2 separate regions of the Homo sapiens genome follow, and region 2 is linked to region 1. Evidence: chromatin loops called from intact Hi-C (ENCODE). Cell type or tissue: HCT116. All regions are shown on one strand.

What was found. Peaks named below come from ENCODE experiments on the same cell type or tissue, not always from the same donor. Only the 100,000 strongest peaks of a DNase experiment are listed, where the experiment ranks them.
Region 2: it touches region 1 in a loop (12-fold over the local background); 92 of 110 quality-filtered maps call a loop at or near these places.

What each region holds. Positions count from the first base shown.
Region 1 is chr3:139,324,558-139,332,557 of GRCh38, reverse strand. All of the region lies in intron 1 of LOC124909439, which reads left to right. Among named protein-coding and RNA genes, the nearest start is that of MRPS22, 15 kb to the left of the region's middle. In HCT116, CTCF peaks have their summits at 2,813 and 3,021 (motif pointing right); a DNase peak (open chromatin) is centred at 3,047; H3K4me3 peaks cover 583 bases; H3K27ac peaks cover 3,836 bases.
Region 2 is chr3:138,936,595-138,944,594 of GRCh38, reverse strand. FOXL2 (forkhead box L2) reads left to right here. Exons shown (of 1, transcript NM_023067.4): 1 at 1-371. LINC01391 (long intergenic non-protein coding RNA 1391) reads left to right here and starts at 575. Exons shown (of 3, transcript NR_121649.1): 1 at 575-629; 2 at 1,977-2,211; 3 at 6,159-8,000. RefSeq lists an enhancer at 1-72. In HCT116, a CTCF peak has its summit at 3,134 (motif pointing left); a DNase peak (open chromatin) is centred at 3,094; H3K4me3 peaks cover 409 bases; H3K27ac peaks cover 167 bases.

The sequences.
Region 1 (8,000 bases):
CCAATGCCCCATAATTTAGGAGTTGTTCCATTCTTGTTGGTGGAACCAGGCACTATTTTCAGCACTCTATGTGTGTGTTCTGTCCACTGTTCCTAATCCTCCTGGATGCCTTCCCTGACCCACAGCTTTCAGGCAGTTTCTTCATACACATGCTCTGATCAGTACTCTGCTGAGTAATTGATGAGGACCCTTTGCAGATCCTGAGTTCCCTGTCTGTGTAGCGCTCTGTCTCTTTGGTACTCTGATTAGCAAACCCTAGCCACCTTGGTCTCCCTGAGCACTCAGTGTTATCTCCTGAATGCAGGGAGTTTTCTAGGCTCTGCCTGGATTCCCCTCTCTGTGCCATCGCCTGGAAAGTCCCTCAAGGCAGTAAGTTGTGAAAATAGTAGGGATCCTCTTGTTTGTATCCTCTCTTTCAGGAATCACTGACCTTCATTTCAAGCCACTGTCCAGTATCTTAAAAACAAGTTTTATATATTTTGCCTGTTTCGTTTCCTTATTTCAGGTAAGTCTGGTCCCTGTTCCTCTATCTTGGTTGGAAGTGGAAGTCCTCCTCAATGAAGTTGGCGGGACAAAAACACCTCAATGATACCATTAAGGAGTAATTTAAGATTGCAGGCCATGCATTTTCTAGACCTAGAATTTTCAAAGGATATTTTTCTTCTGGTTTAAAAACTATAGTTGATGAGGACTCACAAACTAATACAAATCATGAAGCAATTATAAAAAGCATGACATTCCAGGAAATTGGAACTGCCACTGAATGTCTAGGATGGAGGGTCTCCATGGCAGAGGATTTCCTAATGAGTGGTTGGAGTGAGCTAAAGGATGAGGCGGGCTGCAGAGACGTGAGCAGCAAGACTAAGCAGGTTCCCCTGTTACATGCTGTCATAGTATCCTAGCCCTGCATTGATAGTGCTTATGAAGAGTTTAATTAAATAATTGTTAGTTTACTTGGTTATTATCTATTTTACCTTCCTGGCTAAAGGCTCCATAAGGGCAGAGCCTTTAGCACTATATCTTCAGTAGACATCAGTGTGTTTGACACATAGTAGAAGCTCAAGAAATAGCCATTGAATAAATGGGTCAGGTGCGGTGGCTCATGCCTGTCAGTCCAGCACTTTGGGAGGCCAAGGCAGACAGATCACCTGAGGTCAGGAGCGTGAGACCAGCCTGGCCAACATGGTGAAACCCCATTTCTACTAAAAATACAAAAATTAGCCGGGCATGGTGGCACGCACCTGTAATCCCACCTACTCGGGAGGCTGAAGCAGGAGGATCACTTGAACCTGGGAGGCGGAGGTTGCAGTGAGCCAAGATCGTGCCACTGCACTCCAGCCTGGGTGACACAGCAAGACTCCGTCTCAAAAAAAAAAAAATACCCCATCGAATAAATGAATAAATAAATAATGATGAGTAGAATTAGCAGAGCAGGGCCCAGGCCTCCAGGCAAAGATGAGAAGAACCAGCCCTTCTAAGGACTGGAGAACAGCAACGATGATGATCTGGGGGGCGGACAGAGCCCACAGTTCATCCTTGTGTGTGCTCAGTACTTAGTGGCTGCTCACAATTGTGCAAGTTAGCAGAATGTTCTGGTTGTCCACTGCACTGTAACCAACTCTCCAAAACTTGGCAGCATTTATTTTGCTCGTGAATCTGAAATTTGGGTAGGGCTTGGTGGGGACAGCTCATCTCTGCCCTCTCTTGTACCAGCTGGAGTAGCTCAAAGGCTGTGCCTGTGATCATCCAAAGGCTTATTTGTCACATGTGTGCCAGTTGATGTTGGCTGTCAGCTGAGATCTCAGTGGGGGCTGTCAGGCAGAATACCTACACGTGGCTTCTCTGTGTGGCCTGCACTTCTTCATATCCTGGTGGCTGGATTCCAAAAGTCGGCATCTCAGGAGATAGAGAGCCAGTCCAAAGCCATATCACCTGTTCTAACCTCGTCTTGGAAATCACACAGCATCACTCCCATCTCACTTTATTCAGTAGAAGCTAGTTGCTAAAGCTGGCCAGTATTCAAGGAGAGATGAATTAGACTCCACTTTTTGAAGGGACAAGTGTGAAAGAGCGTGTGGGCATGTTTCTAGACCGCCCTGCAGAGTTCCTGTAGAGTGCTGCCGCATGTTGGGCCTGTGTACTGTGAGGAGGCCCCAGCCCAGCTGAGGGGAGGTGATATTGACACAGGAGTGGGTAATGATGGGGACAGCATGAGAGCCTGGCATCAGATAGTTTGGGGCTCCTAGCAGGGCTGCAGATCTGGGGACAACAAGCCCCCTCACCCTGAGAGCTGGGTGCTCAGTGGGGGAGACCTCCCTAGAGGAAGACATAATTGAGGTGTGGCAAGAGGGCAGGACACTTCTGGGAAGGAGGTGTGAGGTGAGGCTGTGGGGTGGTATGTGGCCTGTCCAAGCCCTAACAGCTGCTGAGTGGCAAGTGGCTTGAACCCATATCTGTGTGTTGGAAGGGGCTGTGTTCTTCCACTGCAGCAGCAGCAGCAGCAGCTCTAAGAATACAGTGATGATAATAGCAATGGTTCTTCCCAGGGGAGCCAGAGACCCACAGGCTTTGAAATTAATGTGAATCCCGGCTCTGTCTTGTACTAGTAGGGTGAATTTGTATGTGTTACTCCACTTCTCTGAAATTCAATTTCTCTTTTGTAAAATGGGCTTGATAATCCCCACCTTTCAGTGTTGCCACGGGGCTTAGTGATAATCCTCATGACATGTCTAGCAGCGTGGGGTGCAGAGAAGATTCTCAGTGAGTGGTACCCAGTACTACCTTTGCAGAGCGCTTTACCATTTTACATTACGGCCTTTTCATTTGTTCCCCAAAATCACTTGAGAGAGGAAGGGCGGGGATGGTCATCTTGGGTGCAGGTAAGGAGCAGGGACAGCGTGGACAAGGCATGTGTGGGCCAAGCGGCAGGCACTGGAGGCGGCATGCAAGCACCTAGCAAGTTCAGAGGTGCTCCAGATTCCTGGACAGCGCCCTCCTCCGCGTAGTGAGGGACGCGTGTTCTCCTGGCGGGGGGGCCGCTAGGTGGCGCTGTGGGACCGCCGTGGGGAGCCAAACGCTGGAGCAAGGCGTCCTCTCTGGCGATTAAACCTTAGGCTGCCCTTCCGGGCCACGCCCTCAGTGGAGCTGGGGCAGCCCGGCTCCGTGTTCCGCATCTCTTGGACTCACACAGAGACAGAATGCATTCTCCTTTTCATGCAGCCTCATGCTACCTTCTCCACTGGCACTGCAGACAGACCCTCCACCCTCTCTCCTTCCTGCCACAGAGGCATAGGGTCTCTCAGGACAGAGGGGGCTGTGGGAGCCAACAGCACCCGTTCTAGGAGAGAGGGTGACTTTGCTGCAAGACCCTGTCTAGTTCCTAAATACCCAAGGCTACATCTGGGCATGCAAACCCCTCTTTCTAATGCTGTAAATTTAGTGATAAATCTCCACAACCATTTCTTTGGGGAGACTTACTTTTCCATGAGGTGGGGGCCACATTTCCCTCCCATCTAGTCTGGCACTTGGTAACCCCACCTGTGCCCACAGGCCTTTGCCATGAATTTCAGGGTGTGGTAGAGGAGAGAGCCTGCGTCAGGAGCCCATCAAATCTGTAACGCAAGCTCAGCCTCCACAAACCAGTAATTTAAAGTCAGAGTCACTGCGGTAACTCCTCTGAGGCTCATCTGCAGAGTGGGGACAGTAATCCCTACTTTGTAGGGTTGCAGTGAGAAATAAATGATGTGTCTTGTGGATGTGCTTTGTCTGTTGGAAATCTCTAGCCACCTGTGAGATGTGGTTATCACAAAAAGATAACACCTTTGGACAGCCTTGGGACATGTACAAAGTGGCTGGTGTGGGCAGAAAGTGCCAGGAAGATGACAGCAGGGTGGGAGGGAGACATGGGCCTTGAGCCAGGTAGTCAGGGTTAAGGGTGTGAGAGCGAGTGGGACTCACACAAGCATAGTGATTGGGAAGTGTCAGCGAGTGGGATCTGGCCCATGTGGCCAGAAGGTGAAGACAGGGCCAGACTGAGGGGGCCTTCAGTGCCTGGACACTGAATCTGAACCCAGTTCTGCAGCCATCAGGGAATATTTATGGATTCTCAATCTCCATCTAAGAAGGGGCAGCCCCTGGACAGGTCCCTCCAGCAGCGGTGGGAATGGGAGAGGGGCACAGCCGGGAAGCTCTTGTAATCACTGTGCACTTCACCCTGCTCTTAATTGTGAAACACTTGATTCAAAACACTGCTCCTCCTCCAAGTTCTCCTGATGGTTGAAATGGGCTTGAGGGTCGAGGTCCGCTGGTTCTTTCTGTCTCTGGAGGACAGGCCCAGCTGGCCGCAGTAGACTGCCTTGACAGCTGATTCAGTGCTGTTCACACACATGCTTCACCTGCCCTGACACAGGAAGAGTGTCTCCAGGCTTCGCCTCCCACCTCCCCACGAGGCAGGAAGCCCAGCCCCAGGCCTGTCTGAGCTGTCTCAGAGAGAAGCTGGGTTATGGAACCACAGCGGCCTCCCACTCCCAGCACACACACACACACACACACACACGAAATGAAATGCGTGGTGGACAGGGAAAGCCACGCAAAACCACAGGACCATGTGCTGTGCTCACATGCCAGACACACACAAGAAGGAAGATATGCTGCAGCCAGCCTGGCCTCCTCCTACACAGAGTGGCAGGGTTGGCTTTCCCTCCACAGCAACCTCATCACCAATCCTTGGAACTGTTGGCCAGGAGGCCTTAGTTGTGGGCCAGACGTCTTGGCCAGTGGGCTCTTCTGTTGGGAAGTAAAGGAGGCACCTGAAATTGCTTTCCATTCTCTGCCTGTGGCTGAGAATCTTTCCCAAATGCCAATGTTCACAGTGCCCATCATTTTTGATAACTTTGGGTGAAACATCCCTTGAACATCAACTCTGAACCCCAGCAACAGAAAGCCTACAGAAGGAGTAGAAGGGCAAGAATTGGAGAAGTTGAGTTGGCCTAAAGATACTCATGGGGACTGCCTCTCTGGAGGAAAGTTTATTTCCGTGCATTACGATCCTTCTTCCTACAGGGAAAAGGCAGGGGAAGAAGGCAGAATCTGGGGCAATGGGAGGCTCGGTTTTTTTGGATTCCGGCTTGGCAAGATGTATGTTCTGAGATCTGAGAGCAATTTCATGTTATGTGATTTTTTTCCCCTCCCCGTGGTAGCCTGGCAAGACCCTTGAGCCAGAAAAGAGGCTGAGAAGCCAACTCCCATCTGTGTCAGGAGTGCTTTGTGCTTCAGTTTTTCTGTCTGCAATATGGGGATAACAGTACACACAGGCATTTCACAGGGTTGCCATGAGAATTAATGGATAGATGTAAAAGATTTAGAAAAGCGTAATGCACAGTTTAATGGAGGTGGTATTTTCCCCCCAGTGGAAAAAATAAACAGTATATTCTTACTACATACAAGTACAACCTCAGTCCCCAAAGCCAAGTGAGTCTGAGAAACAAAGCCAAAAGCGAATCTAGAGGGCGGGAGCTGGAATTCTTGGTGAGGTGGCCTTTGAGTTGAGGGCTTTCCCTCCCTCTGATGGCTCCAGCAGCTCCCCCGGCCCTGCCTGATGAAAGGGAAGACAGGCTCTGTTGTGGCTTGACACATGCCCCAGATGTTAGGTTGCAACTTTGTTCAGCAATTAGCTCTCAGAGGTGGCAGCTGTGTGGAAAGGGCCAGGGCTTGGAACCAGGGTGCCTGTGTCCCACTGCCAGCCAGGCCCTACACCAGCTCAGAACCCTTGGGGGAGCTGCTCAGCTTAATCAAATAGGGATAAAGCACAGGAGCACAGGCCTGCTCCTTCGGGTTGCTAGATTTACCAAATAAAAATACAGGACACCCAGATATATTTGAACTTCATATAATCAACAAATAATCATTTAGTACCAGTATATCCCATGCAATATTTGGAACATATTTATATTAAAAATATTATTTAATATTTATCTGAAATTCAAATTGAACTGGGCATCCTGTATTTTATCTGGCAACCCTACTCCTTCATGAGACTCTACAAGGAGTCCACTGGTTGAAGGGGACCTCTCTGCCTCCTCTCTGGTCTTAGTCAGCTCAGGCTGCCCTAACAAAATACCATAGACTGGGTGGCTTAAACAAAAGTAATTAATTTTCTTCTAGTTCCACAGGCTCGGAAGTCTGAGATCAGGGTGCCAGCATGGTTGGTCAGGTTCCGGCGCGGGCCCTCTTCCTCCCTGTAGAGACTGCCTTCTCTCTATGTCCTCATATGGCCTTTCCTCCATGTGTGCCCATGGAGGGGACAGAGATCTCCCTCTGTTCCTCTTCGTACAAGGCCAAAATCCTACAAGATTACAGCCCTCCCTTATGACCTCACTTAACCTTAATTACCTCTTAAAGACTCTATCTCCAGATACAGCCACATTGGGTGTTAGGGCTTCAACATACAAGTTTCGGGGGGACACAATTCAGTCCAGAGCAGCCCCCTCCACTGTTGTCAATGTGGCTTAGACTTGTGACTGTGGCTGTCAAGGGACAGTGTGGTGCAGTGGGAGGCCCAGGGGCCCATTTAACAGTCTTCCCAAGGTCCCCAGCTTCCATGGCAGACTGGGTGCTCTGCTTCTCATCCCTGAGCTGAGGCCTCCTCTGTGCAATGGAATGATGTTGGCCCTGTCTCAAAAGGGTTACTTGAGAGGAAAATGAGATGTTGCTGGTAAAGCACCTAATATGGCCATGCACACAGTGGCCCCAAGTGCACCGGCTACCTACCATGCCAGCTGCTCACCCGCCCCCATCATGCCAGGCGGCCTGCTGGCAGGCACCCATGTTCCCTGGGAGGGAAAGCCTCTCCCTCACTGTGGCCTCCTTGCACCTGTTTCCACTGCTATCACCATTCCAGGCTGCCAGTCTGGCCAGCTGCTGCCTCCTCAGTGCCTGACATGGTTTGGCTCTGTCCCCACCCAAATCTCATTTTGAATTGTAGCTCCCATAATTTTCACATGTTGTGGGAGATAATTGAATCATGGGGGCAGTTTCCCCCATACTGTTCTTGTGGTGGAGAATAAGTCTCCCGAAATCTGATGGTTTTATAAGGGGCTTCCTCTTTAGCTTGGCTCTCATTTTCTGTCTCGTCTGCCACCGTGTAAGACGTGCCTTTTGCCTTCTGCCATAATTATGAGGCCTCCCCAGCCACGTGGAACTGTGAGTCTCCATTAAACCTCTTTTTCCTTATAAATCACCCAGTCTTGGGTATGTCTTTATCAGCAGCATGAAAATGGACTAATACAGTGCCTGTCTGCCTTCCTTTCCAGAAACCTTGCTGGATATGCTCTCTGATGACCAGAATTCATCAGTGTAATTGGTCCCAGAATGTAGCAGAGAAATAGACAAGCTCACACCATCAGCCCATTCCCTCTCCAACCCAACTAAGGCCTTCCAGAAATCCGGCCCCCTCAGGGAAGCATAGCTAGTGTCCAAGATGGGGCTGGCTCTCTGCTGCCCCAATTTTGGGGCCCCAAGTGGCTTTCAAGACAAAGTATATCTGGGGATGGAGGTTGGTGGAGAATCATGAGACGGATGAGGACTCTGGGGTCTTTTGCTTTTGTTCTCTAAGCCCAAGGAGCAGTCAGGGCCGAGTGGCCCGCTGGGAAGTACAGGGGTTAAGAAACAGGAGCCTCTGCCCTGCCTCCCCCAAAGCCCTGGGCCCATCCCTTAGCCCTGCTGGCCTGCAGTTTTCCTTTTGTCAGAAAGAGAGACCAACCCATGCATGGGCCACCTCTCAAAATCATTCATTCATTCTTCCAACACACAGCCTTCTCCCAGGATTGGAGGAGGACACAGGGGACACACAGAGGAGAAGGACACATCCTTGCCATCGTGGGGGCTCCTGACCGGAGGGAGGGATGGAGATGATGCAGCCACAACGCAGTGGAAAGTGCCTGGACAGAAGCAGGCTCGGGACACACAGGATAGGATGGGGTCCAGTCCCAACGTGAGCAGAC
Region 2 (8,000 bases), 390 kb after region 1:
CCTATCTGAAGAAAAAAATCAAAAACAAATGTCCCCGGATCTTTCGATGCAAGTCCTGGAGGCAGGGAGATCACTGCCTGCCTGGCCCACGCTGCTGGGACGGCTCGTCCTCCCTGCTTTTTGTTTTTCAAACCTCCTGCTTCTCCCACCTTGGGAAGGAGAAATGTGAAACCCGGCAGCGGCCGACCTAGGCGGTCTTGTGGCCCGGAGCCGGCCCGGCCCGAAAACCATAGACCTGGTTGTACTGTAGCTTGTTGTTTGGGGGACCAAATTTTCTAGAGAGAACTAGAGCACTTTTGTTGTGTTTTTTTGTTTTGTTTTTGTTTTTTGCCTTGTCGATTCCCGAATAAATTTTGTGTTCCTTCTTTTAACACGGACTTCTTTATTTCTGTCGCTCCTTAGTTCAGCAGCTAGTTAAAAGAGGAAGATTTTCAGCAAAATTTTATCTTTTTCAGAATGAGTTAAACAAAGATTGAGAGCAACCGGGGTGGCAGGCGTTTGTGGCTGTCGCTGCTGCTTTGTTTTCCTGGGATTGTTTGTTTTCTGTGTCATCACTGGCCCGTTGCGGCTGTTTAACGTCAGCAGAAAGACTTTTTCTGCCGTGGTTCGTTCACAAGGCGCGACTGTAGGTAGGACTTGGTTTATTTTTGTACCTATTCAAGTTTGTATTCTACCTCATACACAGTTGTACTAGGTGTATGGGCTGGCTGTGTTTTTATTATTGTTCTCAAACTTTTCGATTTTGAGTCAACTATAACAGCCAAGAGTTTGTTCCAAACATTAATAGATAAAATTCTGGTTGTGGAAATGCGCTGCAAACTGCTAACCTCTGTACAAATGTGAGAAGTGACTGCTTTATTATTTTTAATAGTCAGAATTCATTTACCTTGAGATATGGGTAGGAGATTTGGAGGTTTCAGTAAGGATTGAACATACTTCGCGGCTGCAGAAATTTAGTCTTTTTTCTTTCTCTCTCTTCCTTTACTGAGATCCCCAAATAACGAATTAAGATCCATGCTTCCGCGCAGGCACACAGGCGTTTGACCTGGTTGCAGTCTGGTTCTCCCAGGCGGATTAGGGGGTGGTCGGCTTTCACTCTTCTGATGGGATAGATGACTTCCGACTTCTGATAGGATAGATCCGCCGGTTCTTGCGGGCTGCTGCTCAGCTGAGACTAGACCCCGCACCCAGCCCTCACTGCCCCCCCCCCGTCTATCTCGGGGCCTGGCCAGCAATGTGGCGGCAGGTCCAGGCCGGCTGGTGGGCCAGGAGCGGTTTTGCGCCACGGGAATGAGCCTGCAGGCCTCTCACTTCAGCCCTCCAGTGGTCAGGCGGTAGGAACCTCAGGGTGGTATCCTGTTATGTATAGTTGGGCCCAAGTGGCTTCTGCTCAGAATGCCCCCCGCCCCCCACAGGCATCCTGCGAGAGGCTACAAGGCAGGAGACCAAGCCACGGGGATTCTCAGGGGGCATCACCTCAAGACTGGGACTGGAGCTTACCAGGAACCGGCAGGAGCAGGATGGAGAGGGAGGCTCAGCTGGAGCAGGAAGCCCTAGAGGCTGGTCAGGCCTGGTGTCTGGGTGCCTTTGGTGCCCGGCTGCTCCACTATCTGGCTAAGGGGAGTTGCAGAACAGAAAGCAGCCTGCTGTGTGCATGTCTGTTTGTGCTTTGTCTAGCGTGAAAATTTAGCCCATGGGCAAGTAATTGTGTAGTCTGTATCTGCTGCAAATGTGTGTGTACAGTGTCAGTTGTGTATTGGTGACAGGGTGGGAGGTGTGTGTGTCTGTCATTCGCCTGCAGAGTGGGCATATATTTTTGGCATTGTAATAATCATATGGCTAACACTTAGGAAGTGCTTACTGGGACCACAGTGTGTGTGGCATTCATACCTCATTGGTGATGTGTGCATTTGTGGGTGTGTATTCCTGGCTTGCTGAAAAATAAAGTAATATGGACAGAGCCTTTGCTTCATCAGGCAGAGGCTCCCTGTTCTGAAGCTGGCTGTCAGCACTCCCCCAACTGCCGTCTCAAGCAGAGAAAGCAAGGGAGGGAAGCTTCCAGGACCAAGCCCTGGTGGGCAGGTAGCAGCCCACCTCCAGTGAGACGGAGAAGTTGGCCGGGGCCAGCAATGAAGGACCAGCCTGTCTCCTCCCCGAGAACTGAAAGGCAAAAGGCACCCAAGGCTGGGAAGAGAGCAGCAGCCTCACCAAGTAAGGAAGACAAAATGAAGCAATCAGTGAGGGTTTCCTGGGTCTACACAGGGATTGAAGGAGGTGAGAGAAGGGAGCCAAATCATACCCCACTTCCCCATGGATGCCCACAGGAAAAATCTGTCTAACTCCAGCCCTCGGGATTTCTCCAAAGCTCTTAAGTTTGGTCATTTTCCCCAGGGCCGAAAGTTTAGTTCAATGGCAGGCTTTCTTCATCTCTCATTTCCTTTCTCTTCTCTCCCTCTTCGCACTTTTGAGTTTCTATTATAGAAGCTGATTTAAGCAATTCCTGAGGGCAAAAGTATTTGAGTTATATAGCAATTATGCCTTAGCATATACAGTCTGGCCTAGATGGCTGGGCCATGTGAGTGTGTGTATATATATTGGCCAGTGTGTAAATACAATGTAAATAGAGTTTAATACAAATACCCAGCCAATTTCTGAATGTCCTGGGTAATGAGTCGTTCTTGCATGAAGATTATGTGTGTGGTGGGTGTAAACATCTCACACACTGCTGACAGTATGAGCCCTCTCCTCACATTTACACAGAAATTCTTAGAGTCACCTCCACCTCACTAAAATTGCCCAGTCAGAGTAAGTGGGTTGGTTTGGAGAAAGCAGGGGGAGGTGTCCTGTTCTCAAGAGGGACCTGGAGAAATCTTCGCCATTGAAGTACATGCACCAAGGGACTGTGGGAAAGGGACCTACGGAGTTCTGGAGATGGTCCTGTACCCTACTCCAGAGGGTATTGACGTCCTGTTTCCAGCTTGCATCAGTAAATAGTTCACTGCTCCAGATCTGAGGCTTAGATGAGCAAGAGGCCCTGGACCTTTCATCCGAGGTTAGGTGCATCCAGCCTTTGCCAGGGTTTCCTGGAAGCCAAGGCTGGAGATGGGGCTGCAAGGAGCCCCCTGGCGGCGGGTGGAAATTGGGGCCAGACCCAGGCTTCATGCAGCCAGACAAGCAGAATATGGGCCAGGAATCTGAGTCTGGCCCAAGATAGTTTGCTCTCAACTGAGCTCTTCCCTTTATGAAGGTCTGGGCCAGGCTTCATGGACAGGATCACCGGACCAGACTCCTGGCTTCTGGGTGGGGGTCTAAGGCCAGGAAACATCTTGATCAGGCTCAGCATCCCTGCAGTGTCCCCATTCTGCAGATCTAACCTGGTGGTGACCCTGGGGCCCTGCCCGTCAGGCCTACCACCACTGTGTGGCAGCCCCTACTTCTTGGAGTAGACTGTGGGACCCATAGAAAAGATGGGGAAAGGATGGGACTAAGAGCCCCATGCCTTCGGGACAACCAGGAATTAAGGATTCTTAAAACCGAGCAGTCTTAGCAACTTTCCACTTTCTGGAGAGAGGACTCCCAGCTGTCATAAAAAGAGTGTCTTGGGTCTAGGAACCCAAAATTACATTACATTTGAGGAATCTCAGGTCCTAAGAAGAGAAGAGACCAACCAGAGGTCTTCCAGGTATCTGTGAGGCAAATGGCCTCCGAAATTTTTAAAGGAGACTTGACAGCAGCTGAGCCTAGCTGCCACTGATGCTCAAGGGAGCTGCGTAGTAAGGGAGAGCCTCCCAGGAGTAGTAAGGGAGAGCCTCCCAGGAGAAGAAGGAAGCACAGTCTGAGCTGTGCCTTTTGCCTTTTTTGTTTGTTTCTGTACCACAGAAACTGCTGCTGCACAGGCTGTTTGCCGCACAGGCTTGGTGCTGAGCTGTGAAAAGCATGTTCTGGGATCTTGTCACTTCGCGGAGGTGGCCTGTGCAGCATGAGGCAAAGACCTGGCCTGTTTAGTCAGGAAGAACTGGGTTGGAGCCTGGTGTCCTCTTTAACAGCTATGTAACCTTGGGCAAAATACCCATTCAAATTTCAGTGTTCTCCTCTATAAAACAGAAATACGTGCGTGTATCAGAATTATTAAAATAATTAAATTTTCTAATTTTTAAGTGCCCAGTTTATAGTAGATGTTCAATAATGTTTTTTCCCTTCCCCTATTAAAAAAAAAAAAGGAAGGAAGGAAGCAAAAAAGGAAAGAAGAAAGGAAGGGGGAAAAAAAACCTTTAGTAATAACTTTCTAGGATTTGACTTCCTAACCCAGCTGGCCACAGGCACCCCCTGCGAGCACCTTCCGGGGCCAGGCGCACGCGATTGCATCCACCCTGCCCTAGCCCCTTGGCCGTGGGAGTGAGGCTCACGCGGTTGCCGTTGCAGCGAACACCCAAGCCCTGAAGGCACAGCTGGTGGGCGCTGAGACCCCGCCCGGGGCTCCTCCAACCTCCCTCTCGCTTCCCCCAAAGCGGTCTTCACACGTTTAGGAGGTTTTCTCTGAGAAAGGCCGTGCTGACCCGCGAAGCGGCACCGACCCAGGGACCTACTCATAGGCTGTCCGGCTGGCGCCTCCAGTCCTCACGCGCCTCCCTCGACTGGTTGATTTTTTCTTTTTTTTTTTTTTTTTCCTTTTCTTTTTCAGAAAAGCAGAAGGTAGCCACCGGGCCAGAGGTTGCAGGGTCAGCCTGTGGGCGAGGCTCCCCTAGGCCTTTGTGGAGAAACGGGAAACCTGAGGGGCAAACGCAGGAAGCGGGTTGGGTCAATTGCGGGCGACCGAGGCGCCGCCAGCGGGTGGGGAGCGAGAGGGGCCAGCAGCCGGGAAGACCCCGGCCTGGAGCGCCTCGTGTCCCCGGGCCTGTTGGCGGCGCTGCAAGCCCAGGTCTTGGGGCGCGAGCTAAGTCCCCCTTGCCAGCTCTAAACAAAATTCGGGGGAGAATGAGTCGGCCAGTCTGGGCACAGGGTGCTCTCGACTGCCGGGCGGCGGGCGGAAGCGCAGGGGCCCTGATCGCCCCCAGAGGTGCTGAGCGCACAGGGCAGTGGCTGCAGAGCCCCGGCGCGAGGCCAACTCGGATCATCCACGTTGGGACCTCAGCCTGCCCGGTTGTCCTTAGTAATAATAATAGTATGAAACCGAGTTTTAAAAAACCTTTCCCCGCATTTTCCTCTATGTACAAGGGAGAACAAGTATTTCTAGGCAGTCAAAGAAAAAAAAAGGGCAGGATCCCAGGAAACTTTAATCTCTATGGACGAGGAGTGAAGGGGAATTCGCCTTTTGCCTTTTTTGTTTGTTTGTTTCTAGAAGAGAAAAAAAGGAAATTCGACACATATTTTTAAAAATCTTCCCCCAACAACCGCTAAAGGCTGTGAGTGTGAGCAGAGAGCCAGGAAACCGAGCCCCCGCCCGCGGTGACACCGGGCCTTTGTCCTCCTTCCTGAAGCCCCCGCGACTGCTGACCGTGCAGAGATAAAGGCCGGGTCAGGGCCCTGTGGAATCCCGAGGGAGGGGCGGCGGGGCCGTCCCATTGGCCCCTTTCAACCCCATGTAGGGGGGTTAGGTGGGCCCAGCTGATCCCCGGAACAGGGGCTACAAGGCCAGGGGCTGTCCCCACCCCCAGGCTCAGACGAGGCACGGATCTGCCTTTCCCCACCCCCCCGAAAGGCTTCTGCCGCTAAATTCCTTGCACCTTGCTCCTACCAGCATTATATTGTCCTACTTAAAGTCTCTGGAGGCGTTAGGGACAGTGGCTCCCCACCGGACCCGATCCCCAGAAATGGAATCGTGCTCAACCTCTGTGGCGACTCTGGTTTTCGCGACCGCTGGGCTCGGTTGGCCGGCCAGATCCGAACCCGTGCATCGCCTGTTCCAGCTGCGCCTCTCAGGGGCGCCTCTGTGCCTTCTCCGGGCCGCGGAGACTCCTCCAGCGCCCGGCCTCGAATTTTCTGCGCAACGCTCTCCTGTCAGCCGCACGGTTCTGCAGAGAAGGCGGGAGAGTGTTTGTGACCCTGCCCTGTAGCTTTCGGTGACTTAAAAACCCAGGTCGCTGTGGAACCCAGTCTCCACGGCATTGCCTTTGCAGGCAGCAGCCTTGGGCTTACACCTGAGGTCGTTTTCTCCACAGACACTTCTGGGTGATGCGAGTGCTGCGCAGCTCAGAACCCTTGGAAGCATGAGAGGAGGACGAGCCCGGCGGCCTGCCGGTGCGGTGATGGAGGGCTCTTCGGTAGCCACACTGCGCGCCTCCCACACACACCTTAACAGTCTTGGGGCCCCGGGCCAGCGCTGCAGCCCAAAGAGACCCTGCAGCCGCATTTTCTCCCAGGCCGTGGCAAACCCTGGCTTCGCCTCCCTTCACCATGGCTTGTGAGGGCAGGAGGCTCCCGGGGGCCGACTTCCCTGACCTGAATGAGTCAGGCACCCTTCTTTATTTTAAGTGGGGGTGTGACCTGAGGAGATAAAGGAAGGACGACAGACCTGGGGAGTGGGGCCCTGCAGCCTCTTGGGCCCGGAGCGCACTCCTTCTCGCTCCCTCCCCTCACCGGCAGGATCGGGGGTCTTGAAACTGGAGCCGCTCACCGGCCGGCGGATGAGAGATAAAGGAGCCCGGCGGCGCCGAAGCGCTGACCAGCAGACCCGGATCCGGACTTTCCCGCGCTCCAGAGCAGCACCCGAAACCCTACTTCCCAGGTGGCACCGACGGCTGAGCAGCTCCTCCGGTGCCATACGGTGTCTCCAGGCACAGACAGTCGTGCTCGCGTGTGTACTGTGCACGCACAAGACTGCAGGATGATGTCCTGTATGAGCCCTGTATTAGCCCCTTTGCTCTCAGCCAGAGGTACACGCATACGTGTGTGCATTTGTCAAGTGTCTAGGGACAGGTGTGCACCTTCACACATACGTGATGTGTATGTGCACACATTTGTAGAACGTTCTAGCATCTATCCTACAGGCACGTACAGGGCTGGCTGCTTCTAATAAGTCATCATTACACCTCGCATTTACACAGGCCTTTTCAGTTCTGGCATGATTTTCAGAATCACCCCGGGAAATACTCTCCTTTCAAAGTTTACAGATGAGGAAACAAGCAAAAAGAATCTAATGGGTACCCGTTTGCACACACTGTGAGAGAGATCGAGGCCAGCCAAAGATCCCGCCCACTGTTGAACTTGGGTGTGTTGGCCGAATGTGCTCATAGATGGGTCTGTTTAGCGCCCCAGGCGACCTCAGGTCCGGCGGGCCTTGGCTCTTCGCCAGGCTTCCTGGGAGACCCACTGCGCCGGGTGTGGGGTCTCAATTCCTGTGCTGATAAGCACTATCTTCTGGAGCTGGGTGACCCTAGTGCCCAGGGCGGGAAGTCGGGAGCTGGCCGGAGTGCCGCTGAGGCGATCCCGGCGGTTCCAAGGCCATGGCTGACCACGCGCAACTGGGTTGCAAAGCCTGGCGGGCCTCGGTCTCTAAAGCAGCCACGCCAGGCAAACGTGCGATGAAAGGATCCTTTCAGCCCACCTACAAACCCAGGAACCCAGGGTTGCTGGAGCAGTGAGGAAATTCCTGCTGTCTCGAATCCCTAGCGCCCTTACGAGACTCGGAGCCCACAATGCCCATTTTACAGAAGTGATTAGTCGGAGGCTAGAGCGGTATAGTGAGTTGCTCAAGTTCAACGCCAGTTGAGTGGCCACAGTCGGGACTGGAATCCCCAATTAAGTGTGTCTGGATCCTTGGTCCACAGTCCCTCTGCCCCCAGCAAGGATCGCTGGTCCCTCTGTCTCCCGCGCGCCCAGGAGCCATCCCGCTACTAGCCTCCGACTTCCCTCGCCAAGAATGCGAAAACTATCATAGCTCTCACCAGCATCATTTAAAAGGTTTCCACATGCTTGGAATCTGTTGCTTGAAAACAAATTCCCTGTGTGCGTTGGCTTTCTAACCCCTCCTAAGGCATCTGGTCCCCCTCCACCCTCTAAGC